5 separate regions of the Homo sapiens genome follow, and all the other regions are linked to region 1. Evidence: chromatin contacts called from ENCODE Hi-C or POLR2A ChIA-PET data. All regions are on one chromosome and are shown on one strand. The core of a region is the stretch at or near the end of the contact, and the rest is flanking DNA. Distances in the headings are between cores, read along the strand shown. Region 1 holds the start of DDX6 (DEAD-box helicase 6). Region 2 holds the start of IL10RA (interleukin 10 receptor subunit alpha). Region 3 holds the start of JAML (junction adhesion molecule like). Region 4 holds the start of RNF26 (ring finger protein 26). Region 5 holds the start of MPZL3 (myelin protein zero like 3).

Evidence for each region. A loop is a pair of places that touch in the nucleus more often than their neighbours do. ChIA-PET counts read pairs that join two places held with the same protein, here RNA polymerase II (POLR2A). Pooled maps may share reads with other maps.
Region 2: a pooled map shows a loop between it and region 1 (5-fold over the local background). The contact joins the promoter of IL10RA here to the promoter of DDX6 in region 1. A Hi-C loop is called at or near these places in 1 of 37 single-sample maps with no recorded cell type and 5 of 50 pooled maps. POLR2A ChIA-PET finds 5 or more read pairs at or near these places in 1 of 52 experiments (CD4-positive, alpha-beta T cell).
Region 3: a loop to region 1 is called in a pooled map, with 4 times the contacts of the local background. The contact joins the promoter of JAML here to the promoter of DDX6 in region 1. A Hi-C loop is called at or near these places in 4 of 50 pooled maps. POLR2A ChIA-PET finds 5 or more read pairs at or near these places in 2 of 52 experiments (T-cell and activated CD8-positive, alpha-beta memory T cell).
Region 4: a pooled map shows a loop between it and region 1 (8-fold over the local background). The contact joins the promoter of RNF26 here to the promoter of DDX6 in region 1. A Hi-C loop is called at or near these places in 1 of 168 maps with a recorded cell type or tissue (endothelial cell of umbilical vein), 2 of 37 single-sample maps with no recorded cell type and 8 of 50 pooled maps. POLR2A ChIA-PET finds 5 or more read pairs at or near these places in 6 of 52 experiments (HEK293, HEK293T, HepG2 and 3 more).
Region 5: a map with no recorded cell type shows a loop between it and region 1 (10-fold over the local background). The contact joins the promoter of MPZL3 here to the promoter of DDX6 in region 1. A Hi-C loop is called at or near these places in 1 of 37 single-sample maps with no recorded cell type and 6 of 50 pooled maps. POLR2A ChIA-PET finds 5 or more read pairs at or near these places in 1 of 52 experiments (Caco-2).

What each region holds. Positions count from the first base shown.
Region 1 is chr11:118,789,888-118,792,425 of GRCh38, reverse strand. It overlaps DDX6 (DEAD-box helicase 6), which reads left to right and starts at 1,262. Exons shown (of 14, transcript NM_004397.6): 1 at 1,262-1,328. RefSeq lists enhancers at 1-430, 1,047-1,156, 2,467-2,538, 2,105-2,538 and silencers at 487-776, 1,227-1,556, 2,187-2,266.
Region 2 is chr11:117,985,134-117,987,671 of GRCh38, reverse strand. It overlaps IL10RA (interleukin 10 receptor subunit alpha), which reads right to left and starts at 1,278. Exons shown (of 7, transcript NM_001558.4): 1 at 1,138-1,278. The coding sequence starts at 1,204. RefSeq lists enhancers at 101-400, 1,791-1,850 and silencers at 1,201-1,480, 1,501-1,600.
Region 3 is chr11:118,223,734-118,226,271 of GRCh38, reverse strand. It overlaps JAML (junction adhesion molecule like), which reads left to right and starts at 1,261. Exons shown (of 10, transcript NM_001098526.2): 1 at 1,261-1,331.
Region 4 is chr11:119,333,260-119,335,797 of GRCh38, reverse strand. It overlaps RNF26 (ring finger protein 26), which reads right to left and starts at 1,271. Exons shown (of 1, transcript NM_032015.5): 1 at 1-1,271. The coding sequence starts at 675. RefSeq lists an enhancer at 738-1,629.
Region 5 is chr11:118,251,115-118,253,652 of GRCh38, reverse strand. It overlaps MPZL3 (myelin protein zero like 3), which reads left to right and starts at 1,288. Exons shown (of 6, transcript NM_198275.3): 1 at 1,288-1,431. The coding sequence starts at 1,359. It overlaps MPZL2 (myelin protein zero like 2), which reads left to right. Exons shown (of 6, transcript NM_005797.4): 6 at 1-237. RefSeq lists enhancers at 846-1,406, 1,756-1,805, 1,407-1,968.

The sequences.
Region 1 (2,538 bases), core at 13-2,512:
GGTTGCGCCCTACTAACTCTTCACCTTACAGTCCAGCTTCTCCCCCCACCACCCCGGTGCGCTCTCTCGGTTTGCTACCCTCTCCACCAGGCCTCCCCACTCCACCTGCGCAACGCCCCCAGCTCCGTGCTCTCCGGAGTAATCCCCCCTCAGTCGCACTCTCACAGCCCGGCCCCTGCCCCCGCCTCACCCCCAGTTGTGCCTTCACCTCCCGGTTCCTCCTAGACAGGTCCCCCAAGATACGCCCTCACAGTCCGGTCCCCCGCCGTCCTCTCCCGGCGCACGCTCAAGTCCGGTGCCTTCCCCCCGCAGACCCCCGAGGCGCACCCTCAAGCTCGGTGCCTCTGCGCCCCCCGCAGGGGCGCCCTCAAGCCTGGTACCCTTCACATGAGAGCCCCCCGGGCGCACCCTCAAGCTCGGTGTACCCCCCCATACCACCCGCAGGCGCGCCCTCATGCCCGAAGACTTCCCCCGCCCAGGTGCACCCTCAAGCCCGGTGCCTTCCCCCACAACCAGCGCCCCCAGGCGCACCCTCAAGCCCGGAGCCTACCCGCCGCCAGGCGCGCCCTACAGGCTCGCCCCGTCCCACCGCGCAGCGCCCCCCGCGCACTCTCTGGAGTCCTCCCTCCTGCCTGGTGCGGCCTCCGGGCCCGGTCGGCCCCCCTTCCTGCCCCCACACTCAGACGCGCGCCCGGCGTCTCCGGGTCGCTAGTTCCGCGCCTTCCTGCATGGAGGCGCGCCCCGAGAGGCTCGGACGCGGCCCCTTAGGCCCGGCATCAGCCTCCCCGGCCAGCTGGAGAAGTCAGGTCAGCTTCCTGTCCCCGAGCAGCTGCCCGGGGGCCAGTTTTCAAAACATATCCTTAGTCATGTAATAAAGAGATGTTCCTCTGGTCTCAACTCCCGATTTTTACTTTGGAGGGGCGAAGGCAGGCCTACCCTTGCCAGCCACCATTTCTCAATCACGTCGCGGCTGTGGAAAAGCAGCCGTCCTGTCCCTTCAGAAAGGAACTCGTATTTCCCCCTCGAACTTTTCTCGTCGGTGTGAGAGAAGGGCCCTCCATTTTCTCCTCAGGAAGCTTTCGCGGCCCGACTTCCTCTCACCACCAGGCCAGGAAGGCAGTGACGCCGCGGCGAATATAGCCGCGGCGGCCGAGGTTTCGCCATCTTGAGTGGAGGAGGAGCCGCGGTCGCCGCCATGCGGAGAGGCAGGGAAAGAGGGAGGAGGCGGCGGGCGGGCGAACGGGCGAGCGAGGGAGGGGGCAGAGGAGCCGAGTTAGCTCAGCCAGGCGGCGACTTCGGCGGCGCCACGAGAGCGGGCAGCGGAGGAGGTAGGGCTGGACAGCCGGGGGAGCCGGCGGCTCGGGCGGCTGGCCTGCGCGCCCCTCGGAGCGGGGCGGGGGCGGGGGCGAGAGGAGGCCGTAGCGAGAGGGCTGGGTGGGGGCGGGCGGAGGTTTCCGAGGAGGAAGGAGCGTCCGCCATTTTGGGAGCTTCGAGTCAACAATAAAGGACCGAGGGTGCCGAGCGGGAGTGGCCTCGTTGGTAGGACACGGGCCCGAGTCGCGAGGCTTGGGGTGAGGTGGTGGGGTCGAGGTCAGCGGTGCTTTGGGGGCTGTGGGGAGCCCCCCGGGCCGGCTCTGGGGGACTCTCGGGCGGAGGCCTAAGGCCTGGCCGGGCCTGGGGAGGAAGGCGGTCGGCAGCTGTGTGGGGTGGGAGCGCCTGAGAGGAGGCGAATATAGGAATGTGGTGCGCAGCAGGGTCGGCAGGAGGAACAGGCTAAGTACTCGGAGTAGCTTTATCGAAGATGAGGGAATATGAGGCCGAAGGGGGCGGCAAGGACTTAGGGGGATGATGGTGGAGGTTATAGGGTACGAGGCGGCCCTATAGGGGGCGGCAGGGACATGCTGTATTGGAGGGCTCGGTTTAGAAGCAAACCGGCCGCTGCTTGATTGCAGTAGGCCTTGCGGGTCAATAACAAGAGGGTATTTATGGAGCCCCCGACTCTTGGAGGAAAGGAGGGGGATTTCTGGTTTAGGGGGTCCATTTGGGGCCTCCTTGGGGGAGTCCCTATTGTTTGCTACTAATGGAGCGGTTGCTGGCTCATATTGCGCAGATAAGATTGCAGAGCCCCAACCTTTTGTGTTTATGGTCAGAAGTGTGTGTGTTTGGGGCGTGGGGCGGGGTGCGGGGGGACAAGAAATTTCCTTTCAGTTACGGGGTTCCAGTCATTAGTCAATGACTCTTTCCCGTATCTCTCTCCTTTCTCTTCCTCAGCCCCCATTTCCCTTCAGAATAAAACCCAGTCACTCCAACTTGCAGGCAAAGCTAGAAAAACTGCGCTGCATTTGCAAACAAAAGCTCTTGTTGGCGATGACGATACTGTTTTGGGTGTGAAACTGTCAATTGCTAACTACGATCTGTGAAGTGCTGTAATTAACTCCGCTAGGGGCTCCTCCCAACTAGTCTACGTTTCTTGTTGTTTGTTTTTTGTTTTTTTGTTTTTTGTTTTTGAAAATGTAGAAAACTTGCAAATCTAAATTG
Region 2 (2,538 bases), core at 29-2,528, 800 kb after region 1:
TACACACCATTCACCATGGGAAACACTGCTGAAGGCATTGTCTTCTTTGTAAGAATGCAACAAACATTTCTACTTTAAGAGTCTTGTTGATCAAGCAGACTGAAGTATGTGCAAGGCCAACGGCTGGTTGGTTCCCTTTCTCTCCTCCTTGATCCTCTAAGTTCTCTCCATTTGACAGCGACTCTGCTCCCGCTCCCTAGTGTTCTAACTTCTCTACATCTCTCTAATCATGCACCTGTTTTTTATTTATTTTTTGGGGGGGAGGACTCTGTCATCTGTCTCTTGCTTTCTTTCTTATACCGTCTTTGATCTTCACGTCAGTGCCTTGATTTCGAAACATTAGACGGAAAGTGAAAAATGCAGCGAGTCGTTGTGGTATTTGGGCTGCACATCTCCGACTCAGCTCTCGATCACGTGAATGGCTGACTGCATGTTTTACTTTGTATTTTGGTGTCATGAAGAAGCAGTTTCGGTCCTTGCTCTCTGTCTCTGCTCTTGGTCCTTCCAACTCCCGGCTCTTTCATTCTGTCTCTGGGGTTTACTTTTCTTAGTTGCAGAAACCTTGCCGGAGAACTGTCTGGGTTAGGAGCCTGAACTGGGTTAGAAGCCTGAACTGGCTGGGTTAGGAGGAGAGAGGCAGGGGGCAGTGGGAGTGAGTTGGGGGCTACAGGTGGAGCAAGGGGGATCAGATCGGGGTGATCAGTGAGGGATGAAGGTGAGATGGGAGAAGGACAGACAGAGGTTAGTTGAAGAGTCGACTAAGAGAAGGGAGAGTCAGGAGATCAAAATTATTCCCCAAGGGGACAAGAAGTCCCATCATTTGAACCTAAACAGCAAAAAACCTAGAGCTAAACTTACGGCTCATCTAGAAGTGGGTGGATGATGAGGTTTGCGGGTTGGGGGTTTGGCCTTGCGCATACTTCTCTATCCTTCCCAATCCGTCAGTTCCTGTCAATTTCAGCCTCTTCCACTTCCACAACAGGTGAGCCTGAGATCCAGGTTTGCCAGAGTAAGGGAGCACCCGGGCACCGCTCTGCCAGAGGGCCAGCCAGCCAGGGCTCTCCACTGGATGGAGAACTTTAATGGAGCGGGCGCGGAGAGGGCAGGGCAGGGAAGGGCCGCGTCCCGGAGCCTTACCATGAGCGTCTGAGCCAAGACGGAGGCTGAGGAGCGCCGCCAGCAGCACTACGAGGCACGGCAGCATCCTGGGCGCGCCGCATCGTCCGGGGCCGGAGCGGAGCCGGCCTGCGCGCCTCCAGCTACCCTTGGGCTGGGACTGACAGCTCCGCCGCCCGCTCCGCCAGCGCCCCGCAGGGCTGACGTCAGCGGGGCGAGGCCTACAGACGCCCCGCCCCCGAGGCCGCGGACGGGGAACCACTGTCCCACAGGGCTACCGCCTGGGGCAACCCGAGGCTGTCCTGGGGCGCTAGCGGGCTCCGGCCACCCCTCCCTTTCCTTCCCTCTGGGCCTCCAGTGCCTTCGGATCAAAGTGGTCCGGGTAGCCCGGCCGGCCGTGGGTACGTGTGTGTGGGTGTGTGCGCGCGCGCGTGTGTGCATGTGCTGGGAAGCAGGTGGCCAGGCACAGCCTCGGCCCTGAGTGCGGAAGGTGGGGTGAGGGCGTCCGAGCCGCTTTTGCCTGGCGTGCCGGCTTGGCGTTAAGGATGTGGCCGCGGCCGCTCCGAATGGGGAGGAGGTAGTTGCAGGCCCTTGAGGGCAAAGGCGCCAGGACGCCGGTGTGAGTCTTGGCGTTGCCCCAGGGCCTCCCCGTCTGGGGGTCTGAGGACACCGATGGATGAATACTGAGTAGTCCCCTACCTAATTGTTGGAGGGGGGTCCACAACTAAGCAGTTTATGCAGACCTGCCCCCAAAGTCCCAGGAAGCTGAGAGACCCAAGAAAGAGGCTTTTAACCAGCAGCTCAGCAGCTGAGCCTCAAACCGCGATTTTTAAAATTTTTTTATCTATTTTTTTTTTTTACAGTCTCGCTCTGTCGCCCAAGCTGGAATGCAGTGGCGTGATCTCGGATCACTGCAACCTTCGTCTCCCAGGTTCAAGCGATTCTCCTGCCTCAGCCTTCCGAGTAGCTGGCATTACAGGCATGTGCCACCACGCCTGGGCTAATTTTTGTATTTTTAGTAGAGACGGGGTTTCACCATGTTGGCCAGGCTGGTCTCGAACTCCTGACCTCAGGTGATCCACCCGCCTCAGCCTCCCAAAGTGCTGGGATTACAGGGGTGAGCCACCGCGCCCAGCCTTAAACCGTGTTTTAAACTTAGTTTCTCTTCTTTCCTTTTTTCTCTTCCTCCTCTGGGCCTCAAGATATAATTTTGAGACAAACTGCATGTATGTTACCTCTCATCTTAAAACACAGCCTCAGGACGTGCTGTGACCTCCACTCCCTTTCCTGTCCCATACTGTACTCCCATGCCTTACGCACGTTTATTTACCTACGTGCTTGTTAAGCACACGCTATGCTCTTACCTGGTCATATATTTCCTTAGATGCCTCAGGAGCTGCGTCCTGATAGGGACCAGGCACC
Region 3 (2,538 bases), core at 12-2,511, 570 kb after region 1:
AGGAGGCAGCTTTAGGCTAAACTTGATTTAACAGTGGTTTTCAGCATCGTGCAACCAGTCATGTCGGAGCTGTACCCCCGCAAGAACCTGCAGAGGTTCCGTGGTGTGCTGGAACCAGCTTACATAGCAAGAGCTGATTACAGGCTGAGTACCCCTAATCTGAAAATACAAAAGAGTGGTTGCTATTTCAACTCCAAAATCTGTAACTTTGAGTGCCAACATGATGCTCCAAAGAAATGCTTATTGGAGCATTTTGGATTTTCAGACTAGGGACGTTCAACTTGTATGTATTCGGCAAATATTCTAAAATCTGAAAAAAATATGAAATCTGAAACATTTCTGGTCCCAAGCATATTGGATAAGGGATACTCAACCTGTATTAAGTTTTTTAGGAATTTTGCAAGCCAGTTGTTAAACTGTTGGTAGCTTGAAATAGGTTATGATGGGAATATTTATGCTGTGGAGATTGCTGGCTCTCTAGCACATCACTTCTCAAGGACCATGCAGCGTAGTGCTTGGGAGCAAACGTTCAACAGCTTTTCAGATGATACAGGACAAGTTCCATGAGTCTGCCCATGCCTAGGTCAAGCCAATCTAGCCGAGGTTGAAGGTGCGTACATTGAGAACACCTATTTTGAAGTGGTGACTAAGACTGAGAGGTATCTTGAAGTGAAGAAACCTTGAGTTCTAATCTAGGATGTCCAAGTCACCCAAGAGGTTCTCTATGGGAATCAATGGCTGCCTGTATTCTGGAAATGCTGATATCACATGGCCAGAGGAAACTTTCATGTCTACATGGTGAGTTGGAGGACTGGGCAGGCGTATCTTTGGAAGCAGGGATTGGGTGATTGCCTGGCGAGGTTGCACCTCTGTTTTGAGAGGAAAAATAAAAGAGGTTGCTGTATCTTTAACACAGAAGGTTTTGTGTTAATATTACGTTTATTGTATTTTGTTTGCATGAAATGGATTTCTTTCTCAGCACCTATTTGCCTGGTGCCATTCAAGCTCCTACCCTCAGAGGGCTTGTCATCTAAAAGGGGAGATGGCACCTGAAGAGGTCTGAGTGTGAGGTTCACCTCAGTAGGTTGAATTTGTCACCTCTTTTTAGAATGAAAGTATACATAACAATTGGGTAATGGGCCAGATGACTGAAATGAGAACCTTGATTTAGAGGTTCCTGTTTGCATCTCTGCAACCACTTCAGAAGGCACGTGTTTGGTTTGCTCTGAGCCTAACCTAGAGTGCTCGCAGCAGTCTTTCAGTTGAGCTTGGGGACTGCAGCTGTGGGGAGATTTCAGTGCATTGCCTCCCCTGGGTGCTCTTCATCTTGGGTAAGCAGTTGCTTTGAATTTCTTAAGCCATTTTTTGAACTTTTCTCACACAGAAGTGTGCCAGTCCTGAAGGCTGGTTGAATTGGTAGTCTCTCAGGATTGTGAAGCTGCGATTGCAGAACTCTTGATCTCTGCAGGGGGATGTCATAAAGTAGTCTAATGGGTGCTGTTTCAGTTACTGTCGTGTAGAGTAACTTAGGTGAATCTCCTCAGCAAAAAGAGGAGCAAAGTTTCATCATAATAAGAGTACGTGACAATGATTATGACAAGGCTTCAGCTTTTAAGTCACCCGTGGGTTTAGGTGGAGCTGTGACTGGCTGTTCTTGAGCTCACAGCAGAGCTCTTTCTTCACTGTTTTTCTTTTTAGAAGACAGTTTTTAATTTTATTTTTAAACAAATTTTATTGTGTGTATTTAAGGTATACAACATGATGTTGTGGGATGCATGTAGATAGTAAAAAGTTTACTATGGTGAAGCAGATTAATATATCCATCATTTTACATAGTTATACCACTGTTTTTCTTCTCCCCATTATAGACAAACCAATATTTAACCTTTAGAAGCCCGAGACTTAAATCTCCCAAGAAAGCTAGGCTACTGTCCATGCTTGTTACACCCTCAGCACAGCCCTGACCTTGGGAAAGGCTGATGCAGGATGGTTTAGGTATAACCTACTCTGGAGAAGAGAGCAGGAGTAAGGACCTCCAGGGTCCCATTCGCGTAGAGCATTAACCGATGTGACCTAGACTGTGTTACAGAAGCCACGTGACCTACCAGTCTGTATTCAATGGCTTAACAATGGAAAATGAGGGCATATTTTAAGACGCATGGCTTAGAGTGGTTATATGGACTTGTAGACCTAAAAACATCTGAGAGCCTAGAAGTGCACAGCAGTGTGCAGATAGATTGAGAGGACTTGGCTCTGCAGGTGGACAACACTCTGTGAGTAAAAGAAGGCTGTGCAGTTGTCCGTTTGCTCAGTGGTTAGTTGTCCTTACTAGGGACAAACACTGAGAGACAGCAGCTCTCCCTTATTTTGTCTCATGATATTGTAATTTGGGGGGTAACTTTCACATCTTGTATGGTAGTCTCATTGTAGCATGTCTCTTTTCTGAAGATTTCTTTTCTGTAATATAAAGGGGTATGGATTTTTTGGAGGGAGGGGGTGCCACTTGTTCTCATTACCCAACAGGATATGGAGGAGAGT
Region 4 (2,538 bases), core at 22-2,521, 540 kb before region 1:
AAGCACAAAGCTGGCCAGGAGGCGGGCAGCTGAGGCCAGCAGCTCCAGGGCTAGTTGGCAGGGTGTCCAAAGGAGGATGGCCATGGCCACAGCACTGCTGGAAATGTGGGCTAGGAAGGCAGCCACTACGTCCGTCATCCTCCACAGAGGCCCGGTCACTGCATCCCACAGGGCCAGCACCAGGGAAAAGAGGTTCTGAGTGCCGATGAGGCAGATGTTGACCAGGCTGTTGATCACATAAGCCACCAGGCTCATGGCAATGGCACAGATGTCACAGGCCTGGCGCAGCAAAGCATGGCCACTGGAGACCACATTGAGGACGCCCCGGTGCAGTATCTCCCTGCTCCGCAGTGCCCCATGAGAGGCCAGGTGCCCCAGGAGCTTTAGGCTCTCTAGGCCAGAGCAGCAGCTATACAGCAGAGTACACAAGGCCTGCAAGCCCCCACATGTGAACCGGACCACGGCTTCGATCAAGGCCAGCAATGAAAGCAAGACTCCGCGGCCCAAGTGCAGAAGACTAGTCAGTACCGTGTGCGGCAGGTTGTAGACGAAGGCCAGGAGCCAGGCCAGGGAAGCCAGGAGGGAGGACACCAGCAGGAAGTTGAGGTCCAACACCAAGGTCAGCACGTCCAGCACCAGGCCCAACCCATTCACTACCAGGTACACTGCCTCCATGATAGGGCTATGGAAGTTAGTCCAAAACAAAGTCTGGCTCCTCGGTTGGGGGGTTGTCAAGGTTGTCAATATTTTAGGGGGTCTGGGATTAATTTGGAAGGAAAATGAGCAGTCTCCAACCCAGGGGGTACCAAGAATCTGAGGAAGAAGTGGGTAAGACGGAAGTGGAGTCTTGGTAGAGGGAAAGGTGGCCAGGTGCCAGTCCAAGAGTCCAGGTTTTGAAGATGGGCTGTTTGGGAGGGAAGAGGCCAAACATCTCTAAAGCGAAGGCGAGCCCAGGCCGTAGGAGCGACCTCAGCTTTGGATGCCTGGTGTGGCGAACCACGGCCGGGCAACGGGTCAGACCGGGAGGAGACGAGGAACGGATGGAATGGGATCGGATCGGATCGGGTCGCGTCGGGTCGGGCCGGGGCCGGGTGGGGTCGATGTAAGCTGGGCGCAGGCTCTCAGTCCAGCTACGCAGGTGCCCCTGTCCCCGCCCGGCCCCCGTCTTCCCGCTAGCGGCGCTTTGCACCCAAAAGGGGAGTGGGAGAGGCAGCCAGCTTCAGCAAACCCCAAGCGCAGCCCCTACTCCGCTGGGCGCCGCCATCTTGTGTGCAAAGGGGTGGAGCCAGAGGCGTGACGAGGAGGGAGGGACGACAAACTCCAGCCAATCGGTGAAGGCCAACCACAAAAACGTCGATCACTCATTGGTCCGTTTGAATGGCGCCCGAACGTATTTACTTTCCAAAGGGAAGGAGAGGCGACAGATTAAATCCCCTCCCCCTTTAGGCGGGGATTGGTTCGTTGGCGGGCAGCGTCGAAATACGCTCTCCTAGCCCCACCCTCTAAAAGAGCAGGGTCTTGGACTCCCCTCAATTTGGGAGCTGTTCTTTCTCCCGGCCTCTGAACGCGAGGTTTTTTTTTTGGCTTGGGTCGGAGGTCACTGCCTCTGGGCTGGGCTTTGGAATAGCACCGCCTTCGCAGCCTGCCCAGATCCGTCTCCTCATTCTCTTCTATTTATTCATCTATTCTATCATTTATTGAACTCCTACAGTGCATTGAGGATACAAAAAAATTTTAAGACAGTGCCTGCTGTTCACAAGGGAAAGCAGATTATTACAGGGGATTCCCAAACTGCTATTCCAAACTTTCCTCACCAGGTTTTTCAACATCTCGGAAGATTACTTCATTGTCATTGAGAAAAAGGGGCTACAGATTTAGAAACCGCTCAGCTTCCTACCCTGGGCCTTCCTACCCTAGAGTGCAGTGGCGCGATCTCGGCTCACTGCAACCTCTGCCTCCCGGGTTCAAGCGATTCTCCTGCCTCAGCCTCCCGGGTAGTACAGGTGCCCACCACCTCACCCGGCTAATTTTTGTATTTTTAGTAGAGACGAGGTTTCACCATGTTGGCCAGGCTGGCCTCGAACTCCTGAACCTCGTGATCCACCCGCCTCGGCCTCCCAAAGTGCTGAGATTACAGGCGTGAGCCACCAAGCCCGGCCCTGCCCTTTTCTTTAATACTCAAACAATAGTCAAAATATATTTGAAACCCCATCCCAAATATATTGGGAATCCTGGCGTTTTCTACTAACTCCAAGGATGCTTAGCAGACTCCTAGTGGACTTATCTTTCCCCTGGTCACCTTTGCTGAATTTCCTACTTGAGTTGAATTCTCCATCTCCACTCCTGGGCTCCTGAAAGTGTCCGTCCTCCTTCAGTCTGCCCTGAACACTGCCTCAGAGTCCTTCATTCTCCAAAGCATCACTGATAAGAAGCTGAGGTGTGCAGCAAACCTTTACTGAGGCCTTGGGATCGTGGTAGGGGTACGCTATAGTGCAGAGGAAGGACTGCAGTCGCTGAAACTCCTCTGGCTTCTTCCTA
Region 5 (2,538 bases), core at 39-2,538, 540 kb after region 1:
AACAGATGTCCTGGATGATGGTCCATAAGAATAATGAAGAAGTAGTTAAAAATGTATGGACAGTTTTTCCGGCAAAATTTGTAGCTTATGTCTTGGCTAAATAGTCAAGGGGTAATATGGGCCTGTTGTTTAGTGTCTCCTTCCTAAAGAGCACTTTTGTATTGTAATTTATTTTTTATTATGCTTTAAACACTATGTAAATAAACCTTTAGTAATAAAGAATTATCAGTTATATAATTTGTGTATATACATATCTAGAAGTTCTACATTGCAGGAAAAACAGATGGATATATATTTAATCTTTACCAAAAAGTTTTCTTAGTAGAGACAACCTGCAAGTCAATAATGGATACAGTTAGTTTCTAATGGGTAAACAGAAGTATACGGATTTCCACAGAATTTTCACACTGTTTTGGATAGCTGGGAATTGGGCATAACAACACTACTTAGTTTGAGGGCTCTTTCAAAGAAAAGTATCAAAGATTCTATTTAGTACTTTGCATTACACTTTTAATAGGGAAAACTACTGGCTTTCAAGTCTAGTAAAGGAATGGAAATTGAAAAATGGAAACTTATTAATTCTTCCCCAAAGCGAAAGCATACTTTTATTCTCCTCCTGCTTTCATTGACATGTGGCAATTTCCAGGGAAGAGGCTTACTGATTATTAAAGCAGTGTACTTATTGTACCATCTCTTTTTCAGAAGTATGTGACGCCATCTCACTTCAAGTACTGTGATAACATAACTTTCTTACTTTTCCAACCAAAGACACAGAAATCCCAGTTCCTCTTTTCCTCTAATACAGGCTGTAATGATTTGATCATCATTGCCACCGCCAAAAGTAATTTAATAAACACCCAATTTTGGAGGCTGCAATACTTACACTAAAAAGGACACCAACCAATGAGGCTTGTGGCACATATCACTACAAGCACCTAATATATATTTATCTATACTGTATGATCTCCCAGGTGTTTCTGAACTCTAAATTTACAGTAGTGTATTCTGAGAACCTTCAACTAAATCTCGAGACGTAAAAACGATGTCTGACATGCAGTCAGAGCATCAAAATTATTTAGTTCTGCAGAATTCCATAAAAACAAAATTGTAATTATTCCAAGTCCGTAGCCTACTTCATTTTCAAGCAAAAGAGAGCATTTAGCTCCCGCCTGAAAGTTAATAAATCTCTGGTCAGTGAAACCAGGTGTGGTTCTGGAAAGAAGCCAGGTTCCTATGGTAACTTCGGATCGCCATTTAAGTTGTCTCTCGGCCTCCTGCTCTGACGTCACTTCCGGTGTTACCTGTGTCGTTACCGGGAGCTGTAAACAAGGTGTGCAAGCATCTGAAGAGCTGCCGGGATGCAGCAGAGAGGAGCAGCTGGAAGCCGTGGCTGCGCTCTCTTCCCTCTGCTGGGCGTCCTGTTCTTCCAGGGTGAGTGCTCCGGCTGGCTACGCTCCACTTCCGGCCGGGGGGTTAGGGAAGATGGTCGCTTTTCCGGTTCCGGGTAGGGGGGTCTCCAGAAAGCCCCCGCATAGCTCTGGGAAGGAAGGAGGGAGGGAGCGGGACGTTGGGACGATGTCATCACCACCCCGTTGAGGATAGTTGGTATTTTGTCAGTCCTTTCCTGAGCTTTGGGAGCTTTTTCACCTTGCGTGACCTGTCATTGTAGTTTGGTGATAGCATACTTGATGGAACCACAAAGAGCTCTGGCTTTGGGGGCACCCGGTGTTATTTTGTGGTGTTATTATCAGTGGTTGACCGCTGTCGTTTGGGCGCTGTATACCCTGATTAGAAAGAAAACAGTTCTAGCATTCAGTAGTTTGCCCCAGTAGTTTTGGGAAACAAAATCATGACAGTTGGTAATTTTATTTTTTGTAGGTGATTATTGTAGTCTATAAAATGAAATATTTGCTAGTCACAGAAGGGATGTGATGTGATTCGTTATAGAGAAGCATATCGATGAAAAAGTAACTGCTTTAGCATTTTCATAACTTTTTTTAATACAAGAAAGAGCATATAAATTCTGTTAAAATTTATTAAGTAATATCAGAAGTAGGGTATTCACACTGACATTCACATCTTAAAATTAGGTGAGTTTTGCTTTCATATAATTTTCAAATTGCATAAATTTCAATCCAGCCTAATTACCTTCATCTTAAGGTACAATTATTTCCTGGATTTTGTGTATGTGTGTCTTCCTGGGAAATAAAATATTAGTATATCTAGTATTAGAGTGAATTGCTAAATTTATAAAATTTCCTTGAGGGTAATGGGGATTTCTGAAAGAGATATTTAATATTATATAAATATAAATAGTTTAATATAAAGACTTCAGATGTCCTAAATCTTAGCAGTTAAGGCTGGAAAGTTTTTAACTGGTGACTAATATTCATGTTGCCAGCACACCCCCGATCCCTCCCAGCTGCCTGTGTCATCATAAGTCTCCAGTTTTTAAGCTAAATTACTTTGCAGTATGATATTTAGGCTGGCCTACTGTCACTCCTAATAAACCCAGTCCTCTCTCTCTCTCTTTCACAC